Linked DNA regions of Homo sapiens: regions 2, 3 and 4 are each linked to region 1. The links are chromatin contacts, found by Hi-C or POLR2A ChIA-PET in ENCODE. All regions are on one chromosome and are shown on one strand. Each heading gives the region's core, a stretch centred on a gene start or an enhancer-like site at or near the end of the contact. The rest is flanking DNA. Distances are from core to core; before and after follow the strand shown. Region 1 holds the start of RPL3 (ribosomal protein L3). Region 2 holds the start of TPTEP2-CSNK1E (TPTEP2-CSNK1E readthrough). Region 3 holds the start of GRAP2 (GRB2 related adaptor protein 2). Region 4 holds the start of TOMM22-DT (TOMM22 divergent transcript).

Region 1 (2,700 bases), core at 15-2,514:
TCCACTCCTATTCCCCCAACTTTTAGGATGTCTGTACATACTGGATCCCGGCCTGTCGACTTCCCGCACGATGTGAGTCATGCCAGCCTTGTATCCCAGGAAGGCTGTGAGGTGGACCGGCTTGGACGGGTCATCCTTAGGGAAGCTCTTCACCTTCCCACGATGCCTGCTGCTGCGCTTCCGAGGCAGGAAGCCGAGGGACCCATGTCTGGGAGCGGAGAACTTTCTGTGAGACTAGGTGGGAAAAAAATCACCGTCAGCACCCAAACCAAAGCAGTGCCCCCTTCTCTAGTTCCCAGCTGCTTAAGTTCCAAATCTCAGCAATACTGAAGAATCCTGACCAGACACCCAGCAAGCCGAATAAAAAGGTCATTATCTCTTCCAGGCTCGCACGTGTCAAGAATGCTTTTGTATTCGACAAAATTTAAGCTGAATCTTATTTCAAATCCTCTCAACCTGTAAGAAAACGACCCATTTTTTTTATCTAACCACACAAAAATACACTAAGTAGTGGCACTAAAAACTGCTTAACAGGCAGCTTTATATGCCAATTAGCAAGGTTTTGACCGCTAAAGAAAGGGACTCCCGGGACAAACGCTGGGTAGCAGCTAGCAATGTTAAGCTATAGGCTGCCTCCGGTGCCCGGACACTAATTACACTGATACACACAGGCCAAAGAACTCCGCAGAGCCAAATCAGAACGTGACAATCAGCACACAGTTTCTGTCCGCCCGTCAATAAGTTCATCATCTGTGGTTTCTGCGAGCTCCAGAGGCCTTCGGAGTGCACCAGCGGCCCCAGATATTCAGGAGGACTCCACAACACTCCCCTCCCCCAAGCTTCTTTACCTCCCAATGAGAACGGCGCCGAGAACCTCCACCCAAGGTCCTTCTACCCAGACAAGCAGGTTATGGGCCCTAATCCCAACTAATGATAGAATTGGTGAGGTCGAAACTTAGAAATGACTCATGGCTTTAAAAACGCCGGGCCTCCAAGCCTGCTCCCACCCTTACGGCCTCTCTCTGGCCGACCTGCAGGCCCAAAGCCAGTCCTCCAAGCGCTCTTCACAAGCCTCTCGACTTTCCAGAAAATAGGCCAGACTGAAGTCCCCGCTGGGTCGCCCGTGCCCCTAAAGCAAACCCCCGGCGCCGGCCAAGACGGGATGGCGGCGATGCGTCGCGGATTCAGCCGTGCCGACGCCGGTGACAATGAAACGGCCGCCATTACAACACATACCATCACGCCATCAAATCCCGCCGGTAGAGGCCGGTCGGCCTTACGGGTCCGCTATATAAAGCCAAATCTGGCCCCGCCCCTTCCGGCGTGCGAGCGCGCCCCCGCGGCAGACGACAGGTCGGGGGCACGTACCGAGCGCCATTTCCACGCACGCTCTTCCGCTCCTAGCTTTCGTTCAGAAGTTGACGTCAGCTTCGGAGACAGAAATTACACACTCTACGGCGAGGGGTCGGGTTCAAACTTAGTGAAAAGCCGCGGAGAGGTGGGCTAAGGGTGGGTGAGCCACAAATCTACGGCGTCCGGCAGCAGCCAAATTTGATAATAACGAAGAAAAATGGCTGCGTCGCTTCTCCTCCTGTGATATGCAGCTATCTCTGGAATTAGCGAAGAAAGACTGAAACTCTCGTTTCCTGGCTCCCACGCTGGTTTTGCGGCGACACCAATTTACCTTTAATACCTTTAATCTCGGGCATCCCTCCCTCAAGCCCTATCTCTGCCATTTCTCCCATGCTAATGCAGTGGCCCGCGCTTGATTCTGAGGGTCAGGAGCGTCCCAAGCCTGCGGAACGGCCTCACGACCTCTGGTCATGCCGAGTCCAGCTGCTCAGCCTCCCGGAGCCCCACGCCTTCCAGACCTATGCATCAGCGAGGGCTTTCGCTGATCTCTGCCTAGGCTCCAGGGTGACTCGGATCCTGACCGATTCCCTGCTTCCAGGCTGGTCCCTTACAAATCTCTTTTTTGAGACGGAGTCTCGCTCTGTCGCAGTGGCGCGATCTCAGCTCACTGCAAGCTCCGCCTACCGGTTCCCAGTTCAAGCAGTTCTCCTGCCTCAGCCTCCCGAGTAGCTGGGATTACAGGAATGCGCCACCATGCCTGGCTAATTTTTTTTTTTTTTTTTTTTGTATTTTTAGTGGAGACGGTGTTTCACCATGTTGGCCAGGCTGGTCTTGAACTCCTGATCTCGTGATCCGCCCGCCTCGGCCTCCCAAAGTGCTGGGATTACAGGTGTGAGCCACCGCGCCTGGCCCCCTACAAATCTTTCTAAGAATCAAGTATCTCGTTACTTTCCATGGCCGCCTCGTTGTTTCCTCGGAATTAAGCATCAACTTCAGCGGCCACCAAAGACGCTCCCCTAACCGTCTACTTCAGCCTCATGGCTGCGCCAGAGCACACGCTCTCATATCACCTGCTTCCTCTGTCCCACCCTGTCATCTTCTTTAATTCTGGGCCTGGCCTTTGCTCCCACCGTCGTTTGAAAAGCATTCTCTCGGCCAGGCGCGGTGGCTCACGCCTGTAATCCCAACACTTTGGGAGACCGAGGCGGGCGGATCACCTGAGGTCAGGAGTTCGAAACCAGCCTGGGCAACATGGCGAAACCCCGTCTCTATTAAAAATACAAAAATTAGCGGGGCACGATGGTGTGCGTCTGTAATCCCAGCTACTTGGGAGGCTGAGGCGGGAGA
Region 2 (2,907 bases), core at 326-2,825, 920 kb before region 1:
CCCTCGGGCGGTACCGCCCAGGCAGCCCTAAATCCAGCCTCCCAGGCCCCCAGCAGCGCCCTCCGCCCCTCCACCATCCCGTCCGGCTCGCAGTCGGGGCCAAATCGAGAGACAAGAGGGCTGTGCCTGAAACTGAGCGGTTTCACCACTTGGCACCTCCTGGCAGAAACTTCCCTTTAAAAAAAGAAAAGAAAAAAAAAAAAAGCAGCAGCACTTTTGGGCTAGCATTTCAATCCTTCCTGCCCTTTAGAGTTCCCAGTTCTGCTTCCAGCTGCCTTTGGGTGTTCCACTACAATTGAGTTGTAAAGATATTCTTTAAGTGTTTATAGAACATTAAGACTTAAGAAAAATCTTTAAAATTAGAGGAGGGAAAAAAAAGCCACCTTATCGCACACATCCAGGAAACGCAGCCCCGTGCATCCCTGCTCAGGGATAAGCAGGCGCCCCAGGACTCCCGGGGACAGATTTTTGGGCACCCGAGGGAGTCACCCGGCGCACCTCGGGGTCCGCGGAGAGGCCCAGCCCCTCCCGCGGTCCCTTAGACGCGCCCTCCGCCTGGCCCGTGTGGACCGTCCCGGCCATTGTTTACGGGGGAAGCCTGTCCCGACGCATTGTTTTGGCCATTTCCAACTTCCCCCGGCCCTTCCCGGGGTATCGCGGGGGACCCTACGCCAACGTCCCCCCTCCGCCCGCGCCCCAAGGGCCGACTGGGCAAATTGGGAGACCCGCCCCGCGGGGCGACCCAACTTTTCGGAACAGCCCCCCACCGCCCACCCCCGCAGACCCCCGGACCCCCGCTCCCGGCGGAGATTCAGGGAACCCCGCACCCCAAGCCCTTCTGAATCGTGCGGCGTGAGTGTGACGGCCAAGAGCGGATGCAGCCCGGGATCGCCCGCACCTTCCCGCCAGCGGAAGCGCAGGAGCCGGCTGGGGAGGGGGCGCCCTAGAAAGAGCAGCTAGAAAGCTGAGACGGGGAACTGAGGTCATCCTGGGGGGGGACAAGACAACGAGAGCCGGGCGCCTCGGGGGCGGCGCGGGAGCCTCCGCAGGACCAGGCGGGCGCCCCGGCTGGCGCGGGCGGGGGGCGCCCCCCTTTACCTGTGGCTCCGGCCCCTCGGCCATTTCCTCGCGCGGCGGCTGCCGGGACTGAGCTGACTCCACTCGGGCCGGCCGGGTTTGAAAGAGGAGGAGCGGGCGCGGAGGGGAGGGGGCGGGGAGGGCGGAGGGAGGGAGGCCTCGCGCAGTTTTCTCGGCCTTTTGTGCGGACACCTCCCGGATTCCGCGCCCGCACCCGGCCCCCCAAAAGACACGGGGAGCCGCAAGCGAGGGGTGCAGCCATCTGCCGAGGCGCCTAGTGCCTTCGCGCCTCCAAGACCCCCAACAAAAAAGGAGCGTCCCGCACCCCCACCCCCGCCCGGAGGATTTAGGGGCCGGGCTCACCTCGGGCGCGGGGCTAAGTGCAGGCGCGGGGGGGGTCCCTAGAGCCGCCAGGGCGCGGCGCGTCCGGCGCTGGGGGACTGTTGGGTCAGAAAGTGTTCAGGGAGCAGCTGCTGCGCCCTCCCTCGGCCCGCCGCTCGGAGACGCCCCGCCCCGCCCCACCCCGCCCCCGCGCCCACGTGACTAGCATAGGCCCGCCCCCGCTCCGCCCCCCGCCACAGACTCCGCCTCCGGGACGCGAGCGAGCGGCGAGCGCGCGCACTCCCAGTTATCGCTCGGCGACTCCCGCGCACGCACGCGCCGTGCCACCCTCCCCGCGCCCCCCGCCCCATACCCCTACTCCCGCCATCCGATTTAACGTGGCGGGCGAGCGCCGCGGCGGTAGCCGTGACAGGTACCCGGCGGGGGGGGCGGGGGGGGCCGCGAGGGTGTGCGCAGGCGCAGACCCGGGTCCCGTCCCCGCCGCCCCCTCCTCTGCAAGGTGTGCCCGGGCGAGGGGAGGGGCCCGCGGCCCGAACTCCTGGGTCACCCCGAATTACAAACAAAACCTTAACGCCGTTGCTCGCGGGTTAGAAGGCAGCTGTGCGCGAAAAACACCTCAGATTTTCTTCAAGCGTGAGGAAGGTCGAGAAGATAAAGTTTTTAAATGAGTATCTTCAGAAAGCTATTTAATTGTTCTGATTTTTTTTTTTCTGAAAGGACTGGGCTTGCGCTATTCTAACTTGAGATTTCTAAACTTAGACTAGGTTCCAAGAATCTACTTGGTTTTGATAGAAATCCATTTGGAGGAAACCGGGGACAAAAAAAAACAAAAAACCGCTACCCTTTCCCCTCCTCCCTACGCACAACTCATTTAAATCGTTTCCCAACTGTTTTTTTTTTCTTACTGAAAAAAAGGACAAAAAAAATCCTGATTCCTAAGGCCTGTGATATTTCCCCATTTTAAGTAAGCCTCGAGGAACCACAGACATAACAAACATATCCACAATTTTTCTACCCCAAAATGCAAACTAATGCAAATGTGAAATGGATCTATGCAAGTCGCTACCAACAAAATAGCCAAATATTTGTTTTTTTACTGGCCTTCGGCATATCCAAAATGAAAAAACTTTAAAACACATCAAGAAAAGCATTTAAAATATCTATTTCCTAAATCAAAAGAAAGAACGCACTACAGAAACGATCCGGAGCTGGTGAGCAATGCAATCTTAATAAATAGGAAAAGGAATTTGAGAAGACAGCTCAGCAAAGGGGAAGAATTTGCCAAGTGTCATGTTTTGCTGTCATTTTATATATAACTACTAACCCCCCATATGGTCTGGTTAGTCTTTTTTAAAAAGGAAGCCAATCAATTACTCACAATTAATTAGCAGTGCCGGTAGATTCTTAGGCCAGCACTAAAAAACTAAATTGGGTGAATTTTTTTTCACTCAAGTCCACTGATATTGATCACTTTTAGTATTAGGAGTC
Region 3 (2,700 bases), core at 147-2,646, 580 kb after region 1:
TAAGGAGCTACAGGGCCGGGTGCGGTGGCTCATGCCTGTAATCCCAGCACTTTGGGAGGTTGAGGCGGGCGGATCATCTGAGTTCAGGAGTTCAAGACCAGCCTGGCCGACATGGTGAAACCCCATCTCTACTAAAAATACAAAAAAAATTAGCCAGGCATGGTGGCAGGTACCTGTAATCCCAGCTACTTGGGAGGCTGAAGCAAGAGAATCACTTGTACTCGGGAGACGGAGGTTGCAGTGAGCCAAGATCATGCCATTGCACTCCAGCCTGGGCAAGAAGAGTGAAACTCCGTCTCAAAAAAAAAAAGGAGTTATGGATAGAAAATTACTTCCTTTAACTCATTCGACAAATATTTACTGAGCATTTTCTGTCACCTTGACACTTTGCTGATTCTTCTTTTCTATTTCAATAAAAATGTTGGGCAATTATAACCAAGGAAAAGGTTTTAAGAAAGTAAATTTTAAGCAAGGTTTAGATATAAAGAAGCAAAGAGATGGAAAAGGATGCCGTTTCACATTGCAGAAAAAGTTTAAATTTTAGAACCCCAAATTGAATCTCTCCTTGACACTCTCCTCTTGGTATTCCAGGGATTAATGCTAGGAACATCCCAGTGAGCCAACATTTCCCTCCTCATCTTGGATCCAGTCCCCAAACTCTGAATGGTGCCACTTAGCAAGTAGCAATGTCTCTAATTTTCTGTAAAAGATGCAACGTTGGCAATCCATTTTCTAGCAAGAGCAAAGAGAAAGGAAGAGGCCTTCACAAGTTGCAGTTGATATAGGGGGAAGGGTGAGTGGTACATTTAAAGGTAAGAACTAAGGAAGTTGAAGGTAACAAAACTCAAGGTCAATGGAAAGTCTTAAATCCCAGAAAGCCTTCAGTCTAAGACTCAACAGAAATTGAAGTCCCAGAAATTGAAGGAACTGGTTCCACCTCATGCTGGACTGTGGCAAACCTGGGGTGAGAATGCATCCCAGCTCAGAATGTTTCTTCTTTTTTTGTCAAGAGTAATATTAGAGGCTGAGTGTATGAACAAAGCATCTTTCCTGGGATTTTAACATTGTGAGTGATCGAGGGTGCTCTTAAATAAGTTCCCCCAAGAAGCCCTAATGTTCCTCTGGATGCATGATTATACTAAGAGAATAAGAGTTTTCCTTAAGATCAGCTTGCTGATGGACCATATCAAGAACTATAAATTTTCTTATGTGAACACAAGTGTTCAGGGGGGATATTGTTAAAACTGAAACCAAGCATAAAGAAGCAAAAGTGTTTCAGTGAACCTCCTGCATTTTAGTTCAACTCTGGCAGCAAGAAAACAAAACCACATAATCTAAGGCTCACGCCCAACTCTCCGAAGCCCCATATGTGCTAGTTCCTGTGTGGTTTGCCTACAGACTGCAGGGCTGACTAGGGTTAGTTTGGAGGAGGGAGTAAGAGGTGGGGAGGAGGAGGCACAGTTAATGGATCTGTAAACTTGCACCCTCTTTCAGAGTGGTACATGGAAGACAGCACAAAGTGGATCCATACTCTGAAATGCAGTAACTCTGATGCTTGAATTTGTCTCCCTTCTTGCCAGAAAGGATTCTAATAACTCGGTGTCAAAGCCAAGACATAAACTCAACCCCTTCTCTTCCAAAAGGTATGTCATTATACAACATCTGTACATATACTCTAGAAACTTTGAACAGTTTTATAATTTGCAGAATGTTCTGTATGAGTTAATTAAAATGAATCTCACTAGTTCTCTAAATATTGCTTTTAAGTCCCATCAGCTAAGGTCTCTAAACCTTTTGCTGTGACAATGTTTGTGGTGATGGGATTTGACTTCTATCAAATGAACTGGGAGAACACTTGTTCCTTACCCAGTCCATAACACAAAAATCTCCACAAACTGGCTTCAGAAGCATCTCAGGGAAAGATTTTCGACCTTGGGATCATGGAGGTAAAATTCCACTTCACCATGGTCAGAATTTAATCCAAATTGGAAGGGATTGGAGGGGGTGGTAGAGGGCTGAGCAGTGATGAATGAACACTAGCACTCTGAGGTCAGGATTTCTCTCTTTGCTTGAATTTCTAGTTCTGTTCGCATTTTTGTTACCTGTACAAAGGACACCAGTTTTCATTCCTTTACGAAAAGAAAACTTTATGTTGAAGTGTATTTTGGAAGGGTATTGTCTCTCTTCGTACTAGCCGTTAGGCTCCATCCCTATGACTGTCTCTGGTTTAGGCGTCCAGTCTGAAGATAGCTGCTTTGTGTTCTTTGTCCCAACTCTTCCTGAACGTGAGGATTGAACATACCAACCAAAGGTTTCACTAATTTAAAATGTACTGTATTGCCCTGACAGGTATACTGTCAAAAAAAATTTACCGTATTTATCTACCTGGAATTAGGCCTTCTTAATAAAGTGTATGCAGCATAATTTGCACACTATTGAACATACACATCCCTAGATAAACTAGGAGTGGGAAGTGTTTTAGATCTAAACATCCAATGGGAAAAATTTCGTGTGTTCTCGTTATGTTATCTGAGGATGGGAAACTTCAGGTCGCAGAATCTTTTGTTCTATGCAGCAATGTTTGTCATAAACGGTTTAGTTCTTTAGTGGCTCCTTTTTGTTTCTTATTTTTGGTTTCGGAAAGAGTATTTAGCAGAAGTTACTCTCCTTTAACAATCCAGTATTTTATGTAAAACTTTA
Region 4 (2,914 bases), core at 283-2,782, 640 kb before region 1:
ATACTTTCTGACCAGCTCACCTACTTACTAGAAATCTATGTACTATGCCTCAGTTTCCTCATTTCTAAAATGGGGATAACAGTGCCTACCCCAGTGAGCTGCTGTGAAGATTAAAGGAGGACACACCGCACCCACCCACACCCACAGGCACCAGAGCACCTGGTATTTAGGTGTTAACTCTTACCTTTGTTTGGTACATAGGGAAGATTTACCTGATGTTTTCCCAAAAGACCTGCAAGACACTAATTTATTCCTACCAAGTAAAACATGGCTCAGGAAAACGAAACTGGATCAGTGTCTCTCTAAAACAGCCCAAGAAGCAGGCCAAGGAGATGGACAAGGAAGATAAATCTTTGGCCCTGGTCACAGGCCGAATTAAGAAATCCGGCAAGGTGGGGCGCAGTGGCATAGGCCTGTAATCCTAGGACTTGGGGAGGCTGAGGCAGTCGGATTGCTTGAGTCTCGGAGTTCAAGACCAGCCTAGGCAACACAGTGAAACCCTGTCTTTATATATATATGTATGTGTGTGTGTGTGTGTGTGTGTATATGTGTGTATGTATATATACATAATACGTATATATGTATACGTATGTATATATATACATATATACACATACCTATATACACATATATACATATATACACATATATACATATATATACATATATACGTATATATATACACACACATAAAATATATATTATATATAATATATAACTATATATAGGCCAGGTGCGGTGGCTGATGCCTGTAATGCCAGCACTTTGGGAGGCCGAGGCGGGCAGATCACTTGAGGTCAGGAGTTCAAAACCAGCCTAGCCAAATGGTGAAACCCCGTCTCTACTAAAAATACAAAAAATTAGCGGGGCGTGGTTGGTGGTGCATGCTGAGGCAGGAGAATCGCTTGAACCTGGGAGGCGGAGCTTGCAGTGAGCCGGGATCACACCACTGCACTCCATCCAGTCTGGGCGACAGAGCGAGACTCCGTCTCAAAACAAAACCAACAACAACAACAACAACAAAAAGCTAAAATCTTACAAAAAGCGACCTGTTCCACTGTCCCTTGGGCCTGCGGTGATGGTGGGCCTGACTCCATTCGTCTTTAAACATCTCTATTCCCGGCCACATCTTTGGCCACCTATGCTCGAATAAAGTGTTGTCTTGGAGCCTGTTGTAAATTTAAGAATAAACTTTTGTTAAAAAAAAAAATACAGTGGCTCATCATCTCTTGAGTTGTTTTCACTCAGCCACTCCTACCTTAGCTGTGAACTTAAAGTAAAACAAGCCCCCAGAATCTTGCCAGAGTCAGCCCTTTGATCTTTGTTCTCCCCTGAACTCTATTACCTGGAATTAAAACAACGCATTTGAAAAAAAGAAAAACAAGCAAGTTTCTGAGCTCACCCTATACCCGCTGAACAGAATGACTGCGGTGGCGCCCCAGAACCTCTCACAGGCCTCTCAGCTGCTGCTAATGCCCGCCGAAGCCCCGACGCCCGGATAAGGCCAGGGCTGCCGGACCCGCTGCGGGCACTGGAGGACCCGGGGCTAGAGGGCGCCGCTCTCGCCCGGCTCGCGCCTCGGCTCCCGGAAAAGCAGCTCTGTCCGCCGTTCGGCTGCGCTCACCTCCTTTCCGCTTCCGGTGTCCCCTACAGTCATGGCTGCCGCCGTCGCTGCTGCCGGTGCAGGGGAACCCCAGTCCCCGGACGAATTGCTCCCGAAAGGCGACGCGGAGAAGCCTGAGGAGGAGCTGGAGGAGGACGACGATGAGGAGGTACTAGGGCCTCGCGGGGTGCAGAGCGGGAAGCGGGCCCGCTCGTGGGTGTGGGATCCGCGTGGTACGGGATCGGAGCGAAGCGGCTGCTTTGGGAGGCGGGGTTAGGGGCCCTGCTGGGCCCTGGGTGCCCTAGCTCCAGTGGGGCTCGGCGGCTCCCAGTGCCGCAGCGGGGCCAGGAATGGATGTCGCTTTTTCGGCTAAGACCCGCGTCTACTCCACCACAGCTAGATGAGACCCTGTCGGAGAGACTATGGGGCCTGACGGAGATGTTTCCGGAGAGGGTCCGGTCCGCGGCCGGAGCCACTTTTGATCTTTCCCTCTTTGTGGCTCAGAAAATGTACAGGTAAGGAACGAGGGCAAAGGCACTGGGTACGTGCATGGGATGGTCGTGGTGCTGTGAAAGAACACGGGGTTTGGAAGCAGCAGACCCGTGTTGGGTGACCTTGGGCTTGTACCCTATCCTTTCTTAGTTTCCTCTTCTGTAAAATGGGGATTCTTACCTGGCAGGGGAGTTGTGGGGGTTATTTCAGATTGTTGGAGATAATTAATGAATAAGGAGCTTTGTAAGAACTCAGGAGAATGTTAAACCGCCATCACTAGATGATACAGCTACCATAGCTGCTCCTCCTGTCTCTGGTAGGAGTATGGTGTAAGGAGCGGGTAGAATACGTTTATCAAAAACATTGGAGTATGTAATGTGAGAGGTTTGGTTACTGGGTAGTTCTTGCCTGTTTTGTTTGCATGTCTTCATGCTCACCCTCTGGGGATTTTCCTCTGCAGGTTTTCCAGGGCAGCCTTGTGGATTGGGACCACTTCCTTTATGATCCTGGTTCTTCCCGTTGTCTTTGAGACGGAGAAGTTGCAAATGGAGCAACAGCAGCAACTGCAGCAGCGGCAGGTGAGCCCAGACCTTGGGCTTTTTGCCAGTGGTGGAGACGCAAGTTATTTCACTAACACATTGGTCCCCAACCTTTTTGGCACCAGGGACTGGTTTCATGGAACACAGTTTTTACATGGATGGTGGGTTGGGGGTGGCCGGGGGTCGGGGGGGGGGTTCTGGATGATTCAAGTGCATTACATTTATTGTGCACTGAATTTCTATTATTACATTGTAATATATAATGAAATAATTCTATAAC

Evidence for each region. Hi-C counts contacts between places; a loop is a spot of excess contacts on that map. ChIA-PET counts read pairs that join two places held with the same protein, here RNA polymerase II (POLR2A). Pooled maps may share reads with other maps.
Region 2: a map of CD8-positive, alpha-beta T cell shows a loop between it and region 1 (5-fold over the local background). The contact joins the promoter of TPTEP2-CSNK1E here to the promoter of RPL3 in region 1. A Hi-C loop is called at or near these places in 2 of 168 maps with a recorded cell type or tissue (CD8-positive, alpha-beta T cell and naive thymus-derived CD4-positive, alpha-beta T cell), 1 of 37 single-sample maps with no recorded cell type and 9 of 50 pooled maps.
Region 3: a pooled map shows a loop between it and region 1 (6-fold over the local background). The contact joins the promoter of GRAP2 here to the promoter of RPL3 in region 1. A Hi-C loop is called at or near these places in 6 of 50 pooled maps. POLR2A ChIA-PET finds 5 or more read pairs at or near these places in 2 of 52 experiments (B cell and activated CD4-positive, alpha-beta T cell).
Region 4: a pooled map shows a loop between it and region 1 (6-fold over the local background). The contact joins the promoter of TOMM22-DT here to the promoter of RPL3 in region 1. A Hi-C loop is called at or near these places in 6 of 50 pooled maps. POLR2A ChIA-PET finds 5 or more read pairs at or near these places in 8 of 52 experiments (HEK293T, MCF 10A, PC-3 and 5 more).

What each region holds. Positions count from the first base shown.
Region 1 is chr22:39,318,359-39,321,058 of GRCh38, forward strand. RPL3 (ribosomal protein L3) reads right to left here and starts at 1,265. Exons shown (of 10, transcript NM_000967.4): 1 at 1,237-1,265; 2 at 42-234. The coding sequence starts at 1,239. It overlaps SNORD43 (small nucleolar RNA, C/D box 43), which reads right to left and starts at 755; the gene lies at 694-755. RefSeq lists enhancers at 254-1,143, 1,010-1,059, 1,144-2,033, 1,450-1,869, 2,034-2,700.
Region 2 is chr22:38,397,340-38,400,246 of GRCh38, forward strand. TPTEP2-CSNK1E (TPTEP2-CSNK1E readthrough) reads right to left here and starts at 1,576. Exons shown (of 15, transcript NM_001289912.2): 1 at 1,099-1,576. It also overlaps the pseudogene TPTEP2. RefSeq lists an enhancer at 305-1,088 and a silencer at 1,354-1,633.
Region 3 is chr22:39,899,688-39,902,387 of GRCh38, forward strand. It overlaps GRAP2 (GRB2 related adaptor protein 2), which reads left to right and starts at 1,397. Exons shown (of 8, transcript NM_004810.4): 1 at 1,397-1,643.
Region 4 is chr22:38,680,324-38,683,237 of GRCh38, forward strand. TOMM22-DT (TOMM22 divergent transcript) reads right to left here and starts at 1,533. Exons shown (of 2, transcript XR_007068097.1): 1 at 1,403-1,533. It overlaps TOMM22 (translocase of outer mitochondrial membrane 22), which reads left to right and starts at 1,634. Exons shown (of 4, transcript NM_020243.5): 1 at 1,634-1,772; 2 at 2,000-2,118; 3 at 2,556-2,673. The coding sequence starts at 1,656. RefSeq lists enhancers at 1,422-2,621, 1,668-1,737 and silencers at 1,468-1,537, 1,928-1,977.